Regions from separate parts of the Homo sapiens genome. Here region 1 is linked to region 2. Evidence: read pairs that join two places in POLR2A ChIA-PET (ENCODE). Cell type or tissue: Panc1. All regions are shown on one strand. Links, peaks and the distances in the headings refer to the core of each region. The heading gives the core; the rest is flanking DNA.

Region 1 (5,833 bases), core at 306-5,305, 320 kb after region 2:
CAACTGGTTAAAGATAACACATCTGAAAGTGTCAGCGTTTGCATGAAAACCCCAGTCCGTCTGACATCAGAGCCTCAAATCTGTGCTCCGGATGCAGTCAGCTTTGAGATCTGCGGCTACAGGTGTGCTATCCGGTGCTCTCTTGTCTTTATAGACTTTTCTAGGATATATGAAAATACAAAGTACTACTCTGGAATATTTGGTTAAATTCCACTTGGATAACAAAATTTTAAAAGCAGACATCCAAGTTCAGCTCCTAAGAAGGAAGGCTGAACACCCCCCAAATTAACCCGTGTAACTCCCTTTTCAAATCCATAGTCCTTCTCCTTCCCTACATTCCAGACGGATCTCAAATGTGGAAGATGGAACTGAAGCCCTGCTCACTGCTAGGCTGAGCATCAGGCTGCATTCTTGAGGAGTGGCCAATTTATTTCCTGACCTGAAGCAAGGATATCTTTTAATTTTTTTTCTCTTCATTTCCTCAGTTTGAATACTCCCAAGAAGAAGAGCTAATCCACGTGTTGGTACAATCTCTTCTGGAACAAAGGAACTGGAGCAGATGGGAAGTGTTTGATAGGAAGTTGTTTATCCTTGCCGAATAGCCCCAAAACAAATCGATAATGGTGGGAGTTTTTCTCTGGCATGTTCAATAATGACTCCACGTCCCAAGTGATCTGTGCCGCTCTCTCATCTACACCGCGGGTGCCACACCCTTCCGTAGCTGAGGGTTTCATGTCCTCTCCCTCCTTGCTTCTGCCTTATCAAAACCTGGTCTCAGAAAAAGAAAGTCTGTTCCCAGTCAATGAGTATAATTTTGTTTAAATGTCATTGCCCCTTTTCCTCTTTGAGTTAGGCAATTCAGTTTCCTCTTTGAGTTAGGTTTGGTAAAAAGTTTTGTCTCCTGTGTAAATAATTTAGCTGTATGCTAACTGGAGGAGCTACCAAGTGTACCAGTGGTGGCCACTTACTGCATTCAGTGAGGGCCTCCTCTTTCCACTCCCTTCGTGACTAAGAGTGAGGGAATCAGAGGTGACTCACATTAGGCCTTTACTGTATATCTCAGTATACTTAAGAATGTTGACCTTAACCTCGGCAAGGGCGGAGAGACGCATGGTCCACAGCAGCGCATCTCCAGAGCCTGGACCGAGCTGAGAGCATGCAGAGCCTCCATAACTGGTCAGAGGAACTGAACTCCCGGCCCCAAAAAACCCTATACACAGCAAAGGAGAGGCATAGATGGGAGGTAACCTCTTCTTAGAAACAGCAAAATGATGTGCAAAAGAGACAGAGACATCCTACAAAACTCTATTTACTTTTCTCATATTTGAGGGGAAAAAAACCATTCAGAAACCCTTCCCTGAAAATTAAGGCCTGGACCCAAGTGGAGATGGAAACCTTTGATTCCAACTGACCCTACTGCTGTGTTCACAAGGACAGGACCACGTGATTACTCCGGGATCCCTGAACACACAGGTGGGGAAGTTGGAGAATTTGGGGGAAAGGAGGTGGAAGGTTGTGAGGAGAATGGGATGGACTTCTTTGGAGGCTATTAACTCTGTGTCATTGGCAGCAGATGGGCTCAGTGCACACTGAGAAGTGGCTGGGGGATGGTGCTTGCACCCGAAACTGTGGAGAACCAGTCAAGTTATACTTACTGGTTTATTTCTTTAGATATTATTTGGCCTCTTGGTTAGATTGCCAAGGGGGAAAGGTCGTGTACTGTAAGGGAAATCAGGGAAATGTCTGTCAGCTCACACAGGTTTCTCCTGAAGTTTTTCCTAAGGGCTGGACAAACACCCGGGTCCAAAATTTCTGGACTTCTTGGGAAGCGGTGCATTCTTAGAGTTTCTGTCTTTGTTTGTTTGGATAATAAGCATTTAATCACAAGACACTACTCTAAATGCTTTCAAATATTAATTGACCTTCAGAACCTACTAGTATCACCTGCATTTTACTGATGAGGAAATCAAAGCCTAGAGACAGAAGCCGACTTCACAAGAACACAGCACTAGTAAGTGGAGAGCCGGGATTCAAACCTGAGTCCACACTTGTAGCCGCCATGCTGTGCTGCCGTTCTCAGCACTGGATCGTAGATGTCCCTGCCCACAAGGTGAAACTTCTACCCACTTTGTTCACCTCCACCAAGAAAAAATTTTTGCTCTTTTGTGCCCACTGGCAGAGAGATTGTCCATTTGAATTTATTTCCACAGAGATCAGTCAGAATAGGCTAGGTTATTCTACAGGTACGACCCCAAACTCCAGTGACTTACAACTCACTAGCTAGCCAACAAGCTAACCTAAGTAAGCAATAAGACGGAAAAGTCGCTACCTGGGGCATTGCTGGTCTTGGGCAGGATGTGGCGGAAGCAGTCAGTCCCCCACCTCTGTTCCCTCAGCCCTCACTGTTCCCTTCCACGCGGACAGCCTTCTGTTGCAGGGGCTCACAACCTTCCGCCTGCAGAGAGTCGTCAGCCAGAAGCATGTCCATCCATGGCATGAGGCAGGCCAGGACTTCATGCAGGGAGTTAACACCCTGGAAGCCACCCTAAGCCAATGGCGGGTAGGAGGTGGTGGTCCAGTCCCCAGGCTCCTTGCCCCTTCAGGCCAGCTGCATACAGCTTCCCCATGGGGCTGAGTTTCCATTGCCCATCATGGAAACTTGCTCACTAACATGCCCTGTAGCTGCTTCTTCTGTGTCCACAGTGGACTGTGAAGTCCCACAGTCCCATGACGTGAACCTCTCTCCTATGCCAGACTTCCCTGCCTGGTTGGTAGGGCTGAGGGATGTTGCTGAGGCACAGTCGTTCCCATGTAGATCATCCTGGACGTTCCAGCTGCTTGTGCTGCACACATGCGGCTATGATTATGACGCAGAGGGGGACATCCCCAACACGACTGGCCTCGGAGCATGTTCTCCCTGAACCCATAAACCTATGAGTTTTGATCTGGACGTTTTGTTCTGCGATGTTGCAGATCATTTCCCAGAAACTGGGAGACTTTTTTACATAACTCAAACTTCACTTCTGTGCTGGGGAGAGCTTAGTGATAAATAAATAGCACATGCCACAGTTCTTCTCATACTCTACCTTTATCTGGCCTAGACCCAGTGGCTGTGGGGTGGCCACATTTCCCCAGGTGGAGGAGACAAGTTTTCCTAGCATTTGCTGTGGGCAGAGCTGGCAGTCAACTCACCATCTCTGTCCAGGACCGGGGGGTTTCTCGTATAAGCAGCACCAAGGTTTGGGCTTTTTCTCTCTTGGAAAAAGTCATGATTAAAAACCTATTAACTCCAGGAATGATTGTAGATTTTTTTTTTCCCACAGCCCTTGGCCTGAGGAATGATCCAATTGTAGCTTCCCTGACCTGACCTCAAGAAAGATGCAATCCTCCTGTATGACATCAAAGCTTCGTTTGCTCCCACAGCTCTCACCCGCGACTTCCCTAACTCCCAAGGCTTCCCCTAAGCTGTGGAGGACTTCAGCAGTGAGTCATCAGTGATCTGAACTCTCTGATCTCTTGCTATGTTTGGGGCCCTCCCTCTGTCTCTGAAGACTTTTAGTGACAACCCAGAAATTAAGAACTTTCCCCTATGCTTTTATGTTTTCTAATATCACATAGCAAAGAGCTACACAGCAGCATTTGAGTCCAAATGCTACTTAATCTGAATGATCACTTGCCAATCTCTAAGTGTTATTTGGAGCATCACATAGAGCAATAACAACAAGTGCTCATTCTTTTCCACTAAGAGGGTCCCTTGCATAAGGACCCCTTTTCCTCAGTATTCATTATGAAGGGTGTTCAAAAAAGTGTTTTCAGAAGTCTGTAAATGTTCTACAAAAATTTTTATTTGTGCATTTTTTTTTTATTTTTTTAGAGAGGTCTTGCTATATTGTCCAGGATGGTCTTGAACTCCTGACCTCAAGCAATCCTTCTGCCTCTGCCTCCCAAAGTGCTGGGATTACAGGCACTAACCACCATGCCTAGCCTGAATATTTTTTTTTAATTTGAAGATTTTACTTTTATAACTTTGGCATACTGAAAAAAATAATATGGTTGTAAAGTTTTGTTCTTTCTCCCATTGAGAGACAGAGTCTATTTCTCCCTGGAAGCTAAACTTGGTCACACCACTTGTTTTGGCCAATAAGTCACTAGCAAATATGGCATGAGCAGTAGCTTGAGAAAGGTTGTCCCCTTAGGGTTTGTCTTCTCTTGCTGACTTTGGAACCCAGCAGCCATGGGAAGAAGGTAGGGCTGGTCAGCTAGAAGCTGGACTTATGCCATCCCAGCCAACTGCCAAACACATGAGTGAGGCCATCTAGGATCCAGTGACCACAGCCACCTAAGAGGGCTATGGCAAGTCTAGTAGAAGAACTGCCCAACTGTGCTCAGCTTGAATTGCCAATCCACAGAATTACGAGCTAATGAATAAGCGTTGCTTTAAATCACTAAGTTTTTTGGGGTAGTTTCCTACTTAGTGAAACCTGAGATGATGATAACATAACGAAATGAGCATAAGCATCTCCTGGAGCATGTGTATAACCACCTTATGCTGACGCTGTCACACGCTTCCTATGTGCATGTTTGAGATTGTGTCTATGATCTTATTAATTGCATTCACTTTGCTTATAAACTAATGAGATAAGAGCAGTGCATGTAACACATTTGTTCCAAGTGAGGTAAATGAAGTCCCAGCCCTTTATACAAACGGGGTAAGAGGTGAAATGGGGAAACTGGGAGAATTGGTGAAGAAGTCAGTCATAATGAGGCACACAATTTTTCCACAAATCATAATTTTGTCCATGTGGTTTTATAAAGGAACTTGAGCCATTAAGTATAAGGAATTTGTACCTATGCTTTTTTTTTACATGTTCATGTGCTTAAATAACATGATAATAAATGCATATTTAAATAACATTAAAATGGAAGTAATTTAATACATTTTGGGAGTCAGCAAGCATTTTTCCTTTGAGAACAGTTCATGCACGAGTCAAGACTGAAGAACACTGCTATATTGTGTAAGATTAACTCAGGAAGAGACAGCGGCCAAGAGGCTCCCAGGAAAGGGAATAGGACCCGGGCTCGGGCAGCTGGGTTTCATGTTTATGTTGGGTCTTTCTCGGTTTTCTCAGTGGCTTGTAAAGTTTGAGATGCAAAATCTGTTACATATACCCTTCATTATCATCTACTGAGGAACACATCTATTATAACTTTTAATATGACCAGTTATCTAATCTCTATTAGATTAAATAGTCCCCACAAATCCAGCATCTCCTCCCTTCGCCTCACGGCTTAAAACTGGATTTCCTCATGTATATGCCTTGGCCCGCAAGTTCCCACCTTCAAAGCTTCCATGACACACCAGTCCCTCAGCCATCCATGGAGGCTTCCCCACTGACTTGGCCCAGTTCACCCGGCCTCCAGCAGGCTTCCTTCCTTCCTCCCATAGTCAGCCTCTTGTCCTAGTCTCAGAAGCAGTAGGGTGTTCTCCAGTTGCGAAGGTTCTGCCTCTTCTTGAGGATGTGGTGTCCCCTCTGACAATCCTAGGTACGTTTTGAGATCACCCCCTGATCCCATGCCCTTCTCTCTGATTAGGGGCTGCCTGTGGTTCATGTCTTCCTGACAGCTCACTTAGTTGGGCCCTCCCCGGAGAGCACAGGCCTCCTCTCCTTCCTTGGGCCCCTTCTAGTTTTCCATCTTCCATTGCTCACAACCCTGGACATGGGGCCCTGTTGCTTGTGTGCCAATTTTACATCTCATTTTGGGCTAATACATTATTTTTTTAACACATGCTTTAGATTTTTTTGAGTGAGGGCCCCAAAGTCATGGATACGAA
Region 2 (5,833 bases), core at 576-5,575:
CCGTGTGGTGGTGGGCACCTGTAATCCCAGCTACTTGGGAGGCTGAGACAGGAGAATCGCTTAAACCCAGGAGGTGGAGGTTGCAGTGAGCTGAGATTGCGCCACTGCACTCCAGCCTGGGCAGTAAGAGCAAAACTCCACCTCAAAAAACAAAATAAAATAAAATAAACACAATACAAAAACAATGCAAATGCATTACCTGACAGCTCTGGAGGGCAGAAGTTTGACTCAGGATTCATTGAGCTAACATCAAGGTGTCGGCAGGATTGTGGCACCTCCTGGAGCCCCCAGAGGGGAATCTGCTCTCTGGCAGTTTAGCTTCTTGAGGGCTTCAGGTATGTGGGCTCCTGGCCCCTTTCTCCATCTTCAAAACCAGCCATCCCTTCTGCTTCTAAGGCCCCTGTGATGATATTAGGCCCGCCCAGGGAACCCGGGATCATCTCCCAGGTCCAGGCCAGCAGGTGGGCAGCCTAAAATGCATAATCCCATTTCTGTATAGCCTCACGAATTCAGAGGTTCTTGGGGTTGGGAAGTAGACATCTTTTTGGGGGGGATTATTCTGCTTACCACCGGTAAGCATCCCCACAGCCTGTAGGGGAAAGCGTGTGAGGTCAGATTGTACTCCCAGGCAAGTGGAACAGATCCTCAAAGACAAAATCCACACTCCATGCCATGCCTGAGAAAACAGCCTGAGGACAGACCCCAGGTAATGGAGAAATGATTCCTGAGGGTGACCCTGAGTTGGGGACTGGAGCACAAAAGATCCAGTGAGTCACAGGATCCAGGGGCCAAATGACTGAAAGCGTGGCAACCAAAGTAAACCTCACGTCAGGGCTAACGGCTGGCAGAGGACGGAAAGACGGCAGCATTGCTGAGGAGCAGCACCGGGGACCCAGGCTCCTCATCCTGGGAACGCGTGTCGGGAATTACCACGAGGGAGCTGGAAACTCACTCAAGTTCCTGGAGATCCTCTAAAGGGGAAGACCAAGATGACGATAAAAAAGATGAAGAGGAAGTGAGTGGTGATGTGAGAACGGCAGGCGCTGAGAGACGGAGCCTCAGAGTATCTCCTAAAACATCTCAGACCAATGTTCCCCTCCAGGCCCTGCCTTGGCAGCGGAGTCCCTGTTTTAGCCCCTATTTTTTTCATCTCTAGAGTTGCCTGTGTCCGTGATTCCAACTAGTCCGGCTAAGGGTGATTTCAAATTCCTTATGATCAAAAAAATGGATTTTTATTATTTATTTATGTATTTATTTTTGAGATGGAATTTCGCTCTGCTGCCCAGGCTGGACTGAAGTGGTGTGATCTTGGCTGACTGCAACCTTTGCCCCCCGGGTTCAAGCGATTCTCCTGCCTCAGCCTCCTGAGTAGCTGAGACAACAGGCGCCTGCCATCATGGCTGGCTAATTTTTGTATTTTTAGTAGAGATGGGGTTTCGCCATGCTGACCAGGCTGGTCTCGAACTCCTGACCTCAGGTGAACCACCTGCCTCGGCCTCCCAAAGTGCTAGGGTTACAGGCATCAGTCACCGAGCCTGGTCAAAAAAAAATTTTTTTTAAAGCAAGCCACGGTTTGCCCGTGTCTCATACTAGGAGACCCTTCACAGATTCTCTCTGAACCTCCTCTGTTTGCAGAGATCACAAATCCACGTCACCACCTATTTGCCTTTCCAGGGCAGGTTGGCAGTCCTAATATTTGATTTGTAGGCTGTGTCCTTTAAAACAGGGTGTTCCGTTTGGGCTTCAGCCTTTCCCCCAGGGCATGAGTCACCCAAGTCCGGCTATGCATGGTCTCCTAGTTCTTCCTGGGTTTGGAGAATATCCATTAATTTCTACCATAACCACAGCTGAGGGGCTACCCTAACAAATGCAGAAAGCAGTTACTGGGAGAACTTGACACAAGCATGATACAAAGCAAGACACAAATCAGCACCAATGCAAGCTCCAGGGTGCCCAGGAGGAGGCCTGCTCCTTTTGTGCACAGCCCCAGGTCCCTTGGGTCCAGGACAGGGATGGGTGCCTAAGAAGTTCTGGGCTCTTCTGGGGACAGAAGGAGTTAAAAGCTGTGACTATTAACCAATGTTCCCTTCAAGAAGGTTTACTTTGGCCCTACTTTGTATTTGTAGAACATTAAAAAATAATAACATGTGATAATCTTTTCTGTACTTAAAACCTTCTTAATACCCAAGTGATATGAATGAATCTAAAACACTCAAGATGAGAGCACTCTGAGGACCACTTCTATGGAACTCACCACCAGATTACAGGAAAACAGGGACAATGGAACTTTGGTGCAAACATCACGAGGATATCCTCAGCTAACTCCAGACTGTGAAAAATTCCACAAAAGTAAACAGCTAGCTTTCTTCTACACATAAGCTTCAAATTAAAAAAACAGAGCTGAAAAGAGATCTTACAGATTCAAAGAGACTTAAAAGATACAGCAAGCAAGTGTAAGGTCTGGACATTATTTGGAGATGAGCGGAAAAGTTTTAACACACATTAGATATTTAAGGAATTAGATCTAATTATTTTATTTATTATTATTATTATTTTTTGAGGAGTGCAGTGGCGCGATCTCAGCTCATGCAACCTCCGCCTCCCAGGTTCAAGCAATTTTCTTGCCTCAGCCTCCTGAGTAGCTGGGATTACAGGCACCTGCCACCATGCCTGGCTAATTTTTTTGTATTTTTTTTTTTTTTTTTTTTTTTTTAGTAGAGACGTGGTTTCACTATGTTAGCCAGGCTGGCCTCGAACTCTTGACCTCAGGTGATCCACCCTCTTCGGCCTCTCAAAGTGCTGGGATTACAGGTGTGAGCCACTGTACCTGGCCTAGAGTGAATTATTTTAGATGTAATATATATTTATGGGGGAAATAGGAGATGAGAGGAACAATAATACGAGACAATACACCAATACACAGCAAGCTCTCACTCACTGCAGATAGACCCGCGAATGCTAAAAGTAAACATTTACCAGATATTCATCACAGCTGGGTAACCCGCCCCAGACTCAGTTTCTCACTTGTGCATGGGGCCAGTAAAAGTAACCACATCACAGGGGTGTCTGAGGGTTAAAGGAGACAATAGAGATGAAGCTGAAAGAGGTCATCATCCAATGTGAGCCCAGAGAGCTGTGGAGTCGTTCCATGGTCAGTACTGTGCTGGGGGCTGGTGACACAGCGCCAAAGCAGCAGAACCCTCATGGGGCTTAGATGCCGGCAGGGATAAGACACTAACAAGGAAATGACTCACTGGGCATTGGAGAAGCGCTAAGGAGGAAATGGAGGAGGGAGTGAGGTCCCACGGTGAGCAGGGGTGAGGAGGGCGAATTTCATCGTAAATGTGATGGAAGCTCTGTGGGGGTTATGAGCCGGGGGATGACCTGATCCACATTTTTAAGGCATGAGTCTGGGGGATGTGGGGAGAATGGACAACAAGACGGTGAGGGTGGAGGGAGAGAAGAGTAAGTGTGTGTGTGGGGTGGATTCCTGTGGTGTCCACAAGAAAGACAGTGTGGCGTGACCTGAGGCTGGCATTGAGGGCGGTGAGCAGTGGCTGTATTGGTTGAGCCACGGGACTGGCTGAGTGTGGGGTGTGGGGTGAGAGGGAAGGAGCAGAGACAGCCATGAGTCCTGGGAACTTAACTTTGGCAACAGCCTGCATCCAAGATGGGGATGGGGTGCTTGGAGGTGGAGGAGAAATCACAACTTCTGTTTTGGACATGCTGGGACAGAGATGTCAGTGGAACACTTTGGCCGCAGTGTCGTGCAAGCCTTTGCCTACAAAAGTCAGAGTTCAGAGGATGTGTCTCTGATGTGGGTGTAAACTTGGGACTCATTGTTTAGATGTGTTGTCTAGCTGCTGTAGTAGCTCCTAGCTGCTAGGGCACATGCAGCTATTTACGTTTAAATTAATTAAAATTGAATACGATTAAAACTTTTTTTCCCCAGTTGCATTAGCCACACTTCTGGTGCTCCATAGCCTTGGGTGGCTAGTGGCTGCCACATGGGTCATGCAGATACGAACATTTCCATCACTGTAGAAAGTTCCATCAGGCAGTGCTGGTCTAGAACTCATTTAAAACCTTGGGGCTGGACAAGGTCACTGGAGAAGTGAGTGACACAGAGCAGAGAAGAGAGTTGAGGCCAGGGCCCTCGACCCTGCGAAAGGGAATATTTAAAGAGTCCAAGAAGTTCCAGCAAAGGAGACAGAGAAGGGACTAGACTCCAACACACGACGTAGAGCCACATCCAGAGAGGGCTCAATGAGTGCTGAGCTTCTGCTACCATTATTGGATTTTTCTACGTATTTTTTTAAAAAAGTAAAATCTGGCTAAGTGTAGTGGCTCACATCTGTAATCCCAGCACTTTGAGAGGTTGAAGTGGGAAGATCACTTGAGCCCAGGAGTTCAAGACAAGCCTGGACAACATAGAGAGACCCCATCTCTACAAAAAATTTAAAAAATTAGCTAGGTGTGGTGATGCATGCCTGTAGTCTCAGCTTCTCAGGAGACTGAGGTGGGAGGGTTACTTGAGCCTGGGAGGTCGAGGCTGCAGTGAGCCATGATCACGCCACTGCACTCCAGCCTGGGTAACAGAGCAAGACCCTGTCTCACAAAACAAACAAAAAAAAAGTAAAATGGGATAAAATTACATTTTCACAACTTGCTTTTTCTACTGGACAATGTCTTGTGAACTATTAATGTCAATTTATTTCTATCATTATTTTCATTGGGTGCTGAGCAACCTATTGTTAAATCCGTTGTTAAATTTGGTATTTAACCAAAGCCTGAACATTTGGACATTAGGGTCTTTCTAGTTCTTCTCTCCTGTAACCCTTGTCTGATTCTCTCCTTATGATGACTTCCAGCAGAGGACCTGCTGGCTCAACAGGTGAGCATACTTTTAAGACTTTTGCTACCTTAGTCCAAATGGGCCTCTGCAAAGATCTGATATGGTGGCCACTAACCACATGTGGCCATCAAAAACCTGCAATGTGACTAATAAGACTGAAGAGCTAAATTTTATTTAATTATAATTTTATTTTATTTAATTATAATTAATTTTAATAGCCACTAGTGGCTAGTAACTTCTGTCCTGGACAGTGCAGCCTTAGGTCTATTTATATGATGATTTAACAGGGCTATGTATATATTTTTCTTTATCTTCATCAATATGAGGTGTCAGGGCGAGGCTAGTGAACACTCTGCCGTGAAGCAGTTTAAATCACACAGGATTTATCTGTTCTTTGACCATTTAAAAGATCCATCCATGAAAGCATATGGACGAAACCCTCCGGGAAGATCTGTCATTGGCAATTTATTCCAATAATGGGCCAGCGGGAAAAAGAGGAGGCTTCAAACTAACCACAGAGTAAAGTCAAGAGAGTGTGGGGAAAGTTACACCCAGGACAAGCAGAGGGTCAGGAGGGACAAAGGCTGAGAAGGGGCTGCTGATCGGGCAGCTCCTGGGATAGGACATGGGTGTTAAGTCAAATCTATCCTAAAATGCCTATCTGATGCCAGTGGTGCTAACATCCTAATTTTGTACATCTTCAAGTTTTCGATTCTATGGTGCACAGCACTGTGTCCTCGTGGGAGGCAGGAACAGCCCTCCCACTCTATATAGCAAACAGCCCATTCCCAAATCCCTAGTGGCACAGATGACTTGAGAGAGAGATTATGCCTGCCTGGGCTAGATCAAGACGTGCTGGCTTCCCCTTCCTTCTCACCGATCCCTCCTAAGGGCCAGCAAGGAGAGCCTTGTCAGGCGTGTGCGTCACCGAATGTCCACAGCACAGCTTGGAGGGAGGGGCAGGCCTGGCCAAGGGAG

The links. Peaks named below come from ENCODE experiments on the same cell type or tissue, not always from the same donor. Only the 100,000 strongest peaks of a DNase experiment are listed, where the experiment ranks them.
Region 1: POLR2A ChIA-PET joins it to region 2 with 10 read pairs; 2 of 35 experiments call an interaction of 5 or more read pairs at or near these places.

What each region holds. Positions count from the first base shown.
Region 1 is chr2:237,179,629-237,185,461 of GRCh38, reverse strand. No RefSeq gene overlaps it. Among named protein-coding and RNA genes, the nearest start is that of COPS8, 97 kb to the right of the region's middle. RefSeq lists an enhancer at 276-1,475. In Panc1, for the core only: no CTCF peak of the experiment used is centred there; no DNase peak of the experiment used is centred there; H3K27ac peaks cover 4,833 bases.
Region 2 is chr2:237,498,545-237,504,377 of GRCh38, reverse strand. All of the region lies in intron 2 of MLPH (melanophilin), which reads right to left. Among named protein-coding and RNA genes, the nearest start is that of MIR6811, 9.5 kb to the left of the region's middle. In Panc1, for the core only: no CTCF peak of the experiment used is centred there; DNase peaks (open chromatin) are centred at 1,733, 3,357 and 3,790; H3K4me3 peaks cover 615 bases; H3K27ac peaks cover 3,402 bases.